2 separate regions of the Mus musculus genome follow, and region 2 is linked to region 1. A link is a contact called in ENCODE Hi-C or POLR2A ChIA-PET data. All regions are on one chromosome and are shown on one strand. Each heading gives the region's core, a stretch centred on a gene start or an enhancer-like site at or near the end of the contact. The rest is flanking DNA. Distances are from core to core; before and after follow the strand shown.

Region 1 (2,701 bases), core at 86-2,585:
GCACTGATCCACTCCCAGTGCCTCCTGGCTGGAGATAGTTTTATCCATATTCCTAAGAGTTTGGCCCTGAACGCACCTTTGAGGCATCCAAGGCCAAGACATTTGTACACAGACATGGGATTTGGGTGGAATCTCTCTCTCCTTATGAAAGTTTGTGGACGATTCAGGGATCTCCACACTAGCCTTTCACCAAAGCAGCCTCACGTGGTGGATTCTGGGAAGGTATACAACCTGGCTGCCGCTTCTCAAGGGTCCTTTGATGTTACCCCGGAGAACTGTCCCTCAGAAATCAATCTGAGTACATAACAGAGCCACCCAGAAGCTCTGGTTCCAACCCTGCCCATCCCTTTCTTCGCAGACTCAAGGAGGGACGGTCCCGTGGGGATTTCACTGCAGCCTACAGCGATAAAGGAGTGGGTGTGCTTACCTTTTCTCCTCCTGTTCCGTTTTCTCCTCTTGCAGATACAGAAAATAAAAAGCGCCACCAAGAGCACCAAGAGGAGTCCTCCTGCACCGACCCCCACTGTGACATAGAAGGACAGACCTTTCTCTGCAAGAAGAAAATATGGCTAAGGGAAAGGTCTTGGGCAGAGTGGTCCCTTCATTTCTATGGCCCAGGCCCCAGCCTCCTACATCAAACAAATGAAAGAGTTCCACAGGATTTTCTGCCTCCTTGAGGCTGAGCTTCTGGGGCCTGGAGTGCTACTTAAATCTGCAAGGGCTGAGGAGCAGTGCCTGCCCATCTCACCCCATCCCCCACTGAGGAAAAGAGCATCCAAGTTCTAGAGAGGGAGGATGAGTTGCCTGAGGTCTCATGGGACCTTTCCCCCAAGTGAAGCATCCCCCAACCTCGGTGTTCAGCTCTTCTTCCTCCCAAACTCCTCCTGGGTTCAGGAAAGCCGCCTAGACACTCAACAGTTATCAGTGGCATAAGAGTTCTGATCCCTTCTTCCACCAGAATAGGGAAGAGTAACAGGAAAACAGTGCCGTGGTTGCTCAGGGCAACAGGCTTAGTTTAGCTCTTCCAGGTAAGAGCTGTGTGACCTTTGGTAAGACGCCCCACCTCTCTGAGTCTGTTTCCTTCTTTGTAAAATGGAAACAATGCACCTTACATCACAGGGTAGCTGTCGGAAGTCAGATCAGATAATGGATGGAAAAGTGCTTTTGTAAACTGTAAAACAACACCTAGAGGTGAGGTCTTGCTCTTGCTATACTCTCTACCCTGGGGGTTTTCTGGTAGCTGTTTCCCAGGAGGGGGGGGCTAAACCATCTGTTCTTTGTGAATCAATAGCAGTTAGAGAGAGCAGCTGGAGCAGGGGCTCAAAGGACGGTGGCGAGAAGAAACGGGAGCTGAGCCCAGCTTCACAGAGGCCAAAGACTGTTAACACTCGTGACTAGGGATGGGCCCCAGGCAAGCTGGAGGTCCACCAAGCAGGGCAGAGGGTCAAAGCAAGCTGTTGATGTTGGTTGTTACTTCTGTCCCTCTAGTCTTCCCCTCAGACAGTCCTTGCCTGTGAGCTGAGAACCTCTCTGGGCACTGTCTGCGTAGGGGCATCCCTCAGTAACCCCTGAAGCTGCTTCAAGGATGAATTCAGGGACCTTCAGACCCTGTTGACTTGCCAAGGGCCTGGAATGTCAGAGTCGGCTCCCAAGTGTGAGCAGGGTGGACAGACAAGGCTTCCTGTCCAAGCTGACTCCAACAGATCCTCCCTACCGGTCCTCGGGCAGACCTCCAGCCCTTCCCCAGACACTGTTGGAAAGCAGGCACGCCTTCCACAGTATGGTCTGAGGTTAACCCATGACAGCACTCTGGGTGCCTGGTGGTGTTCCTGGTGGGGACGTCAGTAGCTGTAGCTCTGTCATTGGTCCTTGCAGCGTCTCATTCCAACTATTCTTCCCATCACTCCTCTTGGAGACACTGTGCCTATGTTTATGTGAGCGAGCACTACTCCAGGGCCAGCTGCTTCCTCCTCGTGGGACTTCAGCTCACACTTACTTTATCCCTGCCTGACTTGGCCTTAGAATGGGAGGAGTTTTCAACCCCCCCTTTTCTCCTTCATGGCCATTCCCTGGTCTAGTTTCAGCTTCTGCTCTGAACTACAGGTTAAGGAAGCTGCACGGTCCCCTGCTCCCAAACCTAGCATTCTTGCCTTCCAAGGCCTCACCCTCCTTGATAAATACTTACTTTTATTCTGGAGGGATCTAGTTACACTAAACATGAAGCATGAGGTTGCCAGATAAAATACGAGACAGCCAGTTAAATTTGAATTTCAAATAAACAATGAATAATTTCTAGGATCAATAGATGGGACCGCTCTTTGTTGGTTCACTGACTAAGTCTGGTGTCTCTTAACTCAGGGCCTTCAGAAAGAGGAAAACGTTTTTGTTTTTTTTTTTTTTTTTTTTGGAGTCTTGGAGAGGCAGCTTTGCCCTGCCCCTCGTGCCTTTGTGATTGGGGAATAGAGGGTGGGGACAGGAAGGCAGAAGAGGGAGACCATCCATGAACCTGGGGGGGGGGGGGTGTGTTAATAAAATCCTTCTGCATCTGTGCCTTCAGCCACACACACACACACACACACACACACACACACACATTTCACTGCTGTCTGATCCCTCCAAGCACATGTGAGCTTCACTCTTATCTTTAAGTGATGCACAGAAGTAACGGAAATTAAGTTCTAATTAAGGGCTGTCACTTCAC
Region 2 (2,700 bases), core at 189-2,688, 320 kb after region 1:
CTTTGCTAGGATGCTGCATACGCCGACCAGCCCACACTGGGCACTATCGGGGTCTCTATTCTCTCTTCCTGGCCCACGTCTTATAATCATCTCTTTCAAGTCTCCAAAGAATGTGCTTCCCTCTGGCTCCATCCAGTATATACCCGGGTGCCTTAGGACCTGCAGTGTCTACAGCTTGTCTGCTTGGTCAGCCCTGAAAAGGGTGGAATGGACTCTCCCACCTGTATTCTCATGACTGGTGCTTTTTCAAGCTAGGAACTGATATTTTCAGGGTTATTTTTTTAAGTTTTTAATCTGCTACTTTGAGGTCAAGAACTAACTCTTCCGAGGTGGACAGCAGTAACCGAGGTGGGAACTCAGTGTTGTTCGTGCCCGATTCCCTCATTCTCTTCGGGAACCGCTCTCGGGTGAGACAGCAGTGCAGGAAACCCGCATGGCTTTTCTAACACCATCAACTGCCCAGTCTCCAGTCCTTTGTTAGATTGACAGTACCCTGCGGCCCTGAAGGGTCAGCCTGGCCCCATTTAAGAATTGTGCTCCGACATAAAACAACACACCCCTCCCCGTCGTTAAGACGATAACACCAGTTACCAAAGGCACATCCTGTTATGGACAGTGGCCCATTTTAAAGCTCTCAAAAGTATACCTTAAAGGCTATCTTTGGGCTGTGAAGTCACACCCTTTCTGGCACCAGCTTCGCTGGGCTGGTTCGGCCTAAGGGGAAGCCAGTTTTTTTCCTTTGGGGGAGGGCGGTCGCCTCTGCGGGGAGCTGGCCGAGCCCCAGCGCCTCCAGGAGAAGGGAGTCTCGACCCGGAGGCTGCCCTCGCCGGCGCCGGGCCGCGGCGAGGACCGCCACCGCGAGGGGGCCCTGTCGGAGCTCCCCGGGGGAAGGGGAGGAGCGCTCCTTCCCCTGGGCACGGTGGGAGGAGGGAGAAAGGAAGCGCAAGGCGCGCGGTGAAGGCGACCAGAGGGCTCAGGCAGGGCAGGCGCCCGGCTCAGAGATGCCGCCCCGGGTGCTCCTCCTCCCGGGCCGCTGCCCGCGCTCAGCACCCGCCCCTCCATTGCCGAGAGCCCGGTCTCTAAGCCGCTTCCTCCCGCGCCCCCGCCCGGGGCCCGGGCTCGCCAGACACTCACCCCCTTCCCCATGGTGGCGGCGCTGCGGGCCCCGCGCCGGGTCCTGTTGCTGGAGACTAGAAAGAGAAGAGAGCAGCTCCCGGCCGGGAGAGCGGAGCCGGGGGAGCCGAGAGGCGGGAACTAGGGCTGCCGCGGGAGGAAAGAGGGAGGACGGCCGGCGCCCCGGACCGAGGCCGCCGCTGCTGCCGCCGCTGCTGCCGCCGCTGCCACGTGTCCGCCTCCTCCCGCCGAGGCTCCGCGCCCCAGACCCAGCCGCAGCTCGAGCCCGTGCCTCCTCCTCACTTCCTAAAATATGCAACCTGCGTGATGGCTCCGCCCACGCGTGCACGTCACCGTTACCGGAGCAACCTGACACCGGCTCCAGCTAGCTCCGCCTCCGCCTCTAACCCCTCCCAGCCGGGCCCAGACCGCGCTAGCGACTGCCTGCCCTGGGCTCCCGGCAGGAGGGCGCCGGTGCCCAGGACGCGGGTGTCTGGGTCTCTCAAGGGCTACGGAGCGCTCCCGCCTGCAGAACACTGGGGACTTGAGTGAGCAGCCTGCGGAGTAGGGTGCGGAAGGTCCACAGTGGGTGCGGCGCAGTCGGGGCTAGTCTACTTGCTCAGCGTAGCTTTTCTGGGGTCTCGAGGGGCCGGGGTTGGACAGCAGCTGCACGACTCCGAGGGATTCCTCTCTGCAGAATCCAGGCCGGCATCCTTCGGCGGCGGCGGATGGTGCTTTCCCTTTGATTCCTTCGTCCTGGGGTCCTCTCACTCCACCACTAGAGAAATGCTTCAGGACATATACACACGCGCGCGTGCGCGCATCACTTACATTTCCCTTCCCTTATGACCCCCAAATGACTATATAAAAAAAAAAAGTCAGTAAGAAATTCATTCACAGCACTGTATGAATGAAATCTTGCAAAAGAGGAGGGGGGATTAAACTGTTTGTTGGAGAGTTTCTCCTTTTTATGGCAGAGAAACCTAAAACCCAAAAGAACACCCATCTTTAGTAAAAGAGGTGGCTCAAGCATTTTGAAGAACAGCATCCACAGCATCCGTGGTTACCTTGAGGGTCTCATCAGACTCACTTCCAGCCAGTCGCATCCCACTCTTGGCCTGGCAGAGTTGCAGGGCGGGGCTTCTAGTTTCAGTGGCTAAGCAGGCGCTGTGATGGCTGAAACTTAACATCAGAAACAACAAAGTATTTGTTGTTGTTCTTACCAATCTCAGGAAAGCAAGCAGTCTGGGAAAGCTTAGGATTCAGAAGAGAAACTCGATTTCCATCTCTGAAAATACCTAGAAGTAAGGAAAACACTAACTTCTTAGATATAGACCTATCAACTTCAAGTGTCAATGCTTTGTAGGATGTAGAGCTTGCAAAAAATAGGTGGGGGTGGGCAGAGGGTAAGGGAAGGAGAAACACCCAAACATCTAGGCACTGTGTTATCAGTTCCTCCATAGAGCAATTCTCAGTACTTCTTAGAAACAACGGTTGCTTATACAACTGTTGCTTATAGCAGAAGGCAGCCTTTATCTCTTCCAGTGATCTACAGAACTTGATTAAATCAGTTTGGGGCTTAGAGAG

Evidence for each region. Hi-C counts contacts between places; a loop is a spot of excess contacts on that map. ChIA-PET counts read pairs that join two places held with the same protein, here RNA polymerase II (POLR2A).
Region 2: a loop to region 1 is called in a map of T-helper 2 cell, with 4 times the contacts of the local background. The contact joins the promoter of Atp1a1 here to the enhancer-like site in region 1. A Hi-C loop is called at or near these places in 1 of 37 maps with a recorded cell type or tissue (T-helper 2 cell). POLR2A ChIA-PET finds 5 or more read pairs at or near these places in 3 of 5 experiments (Patski and embryonic stem cell).

What each region holds. Positions count from the first base shown.
Region 1 is chr3:101,279,361-101,282,061 of GRCm38, forward strand. It overlaps Cd2 (CD2 antigen), which reads right to left. Exons shown (of 5, transcript NM_013486.2): 4 at 428-550. Among named protein-coding and RNA genes, the nearest start is that of Cd2, 7.2 kb to the right of the region's middle. Within about 2 kb of position 1,336, at least 1 of the 3 ENCODE cell types and tissues checked has a DNase peak (open chromatin) inside an H3K27ac peak, as active enhancers do.
Region 2 is chr3:101,603,269-101,605,968 of GRCm38, forward strand. It overlaps Atp1a1 (ATPase, Na+/K+ transporting, alpha 1 polypeptide), which reads right to left and starts at 1,439. Exons shown (of 23, transcript NM_144900.2): 1 at 1,135-1,439. The coding sequence starts at 1,146.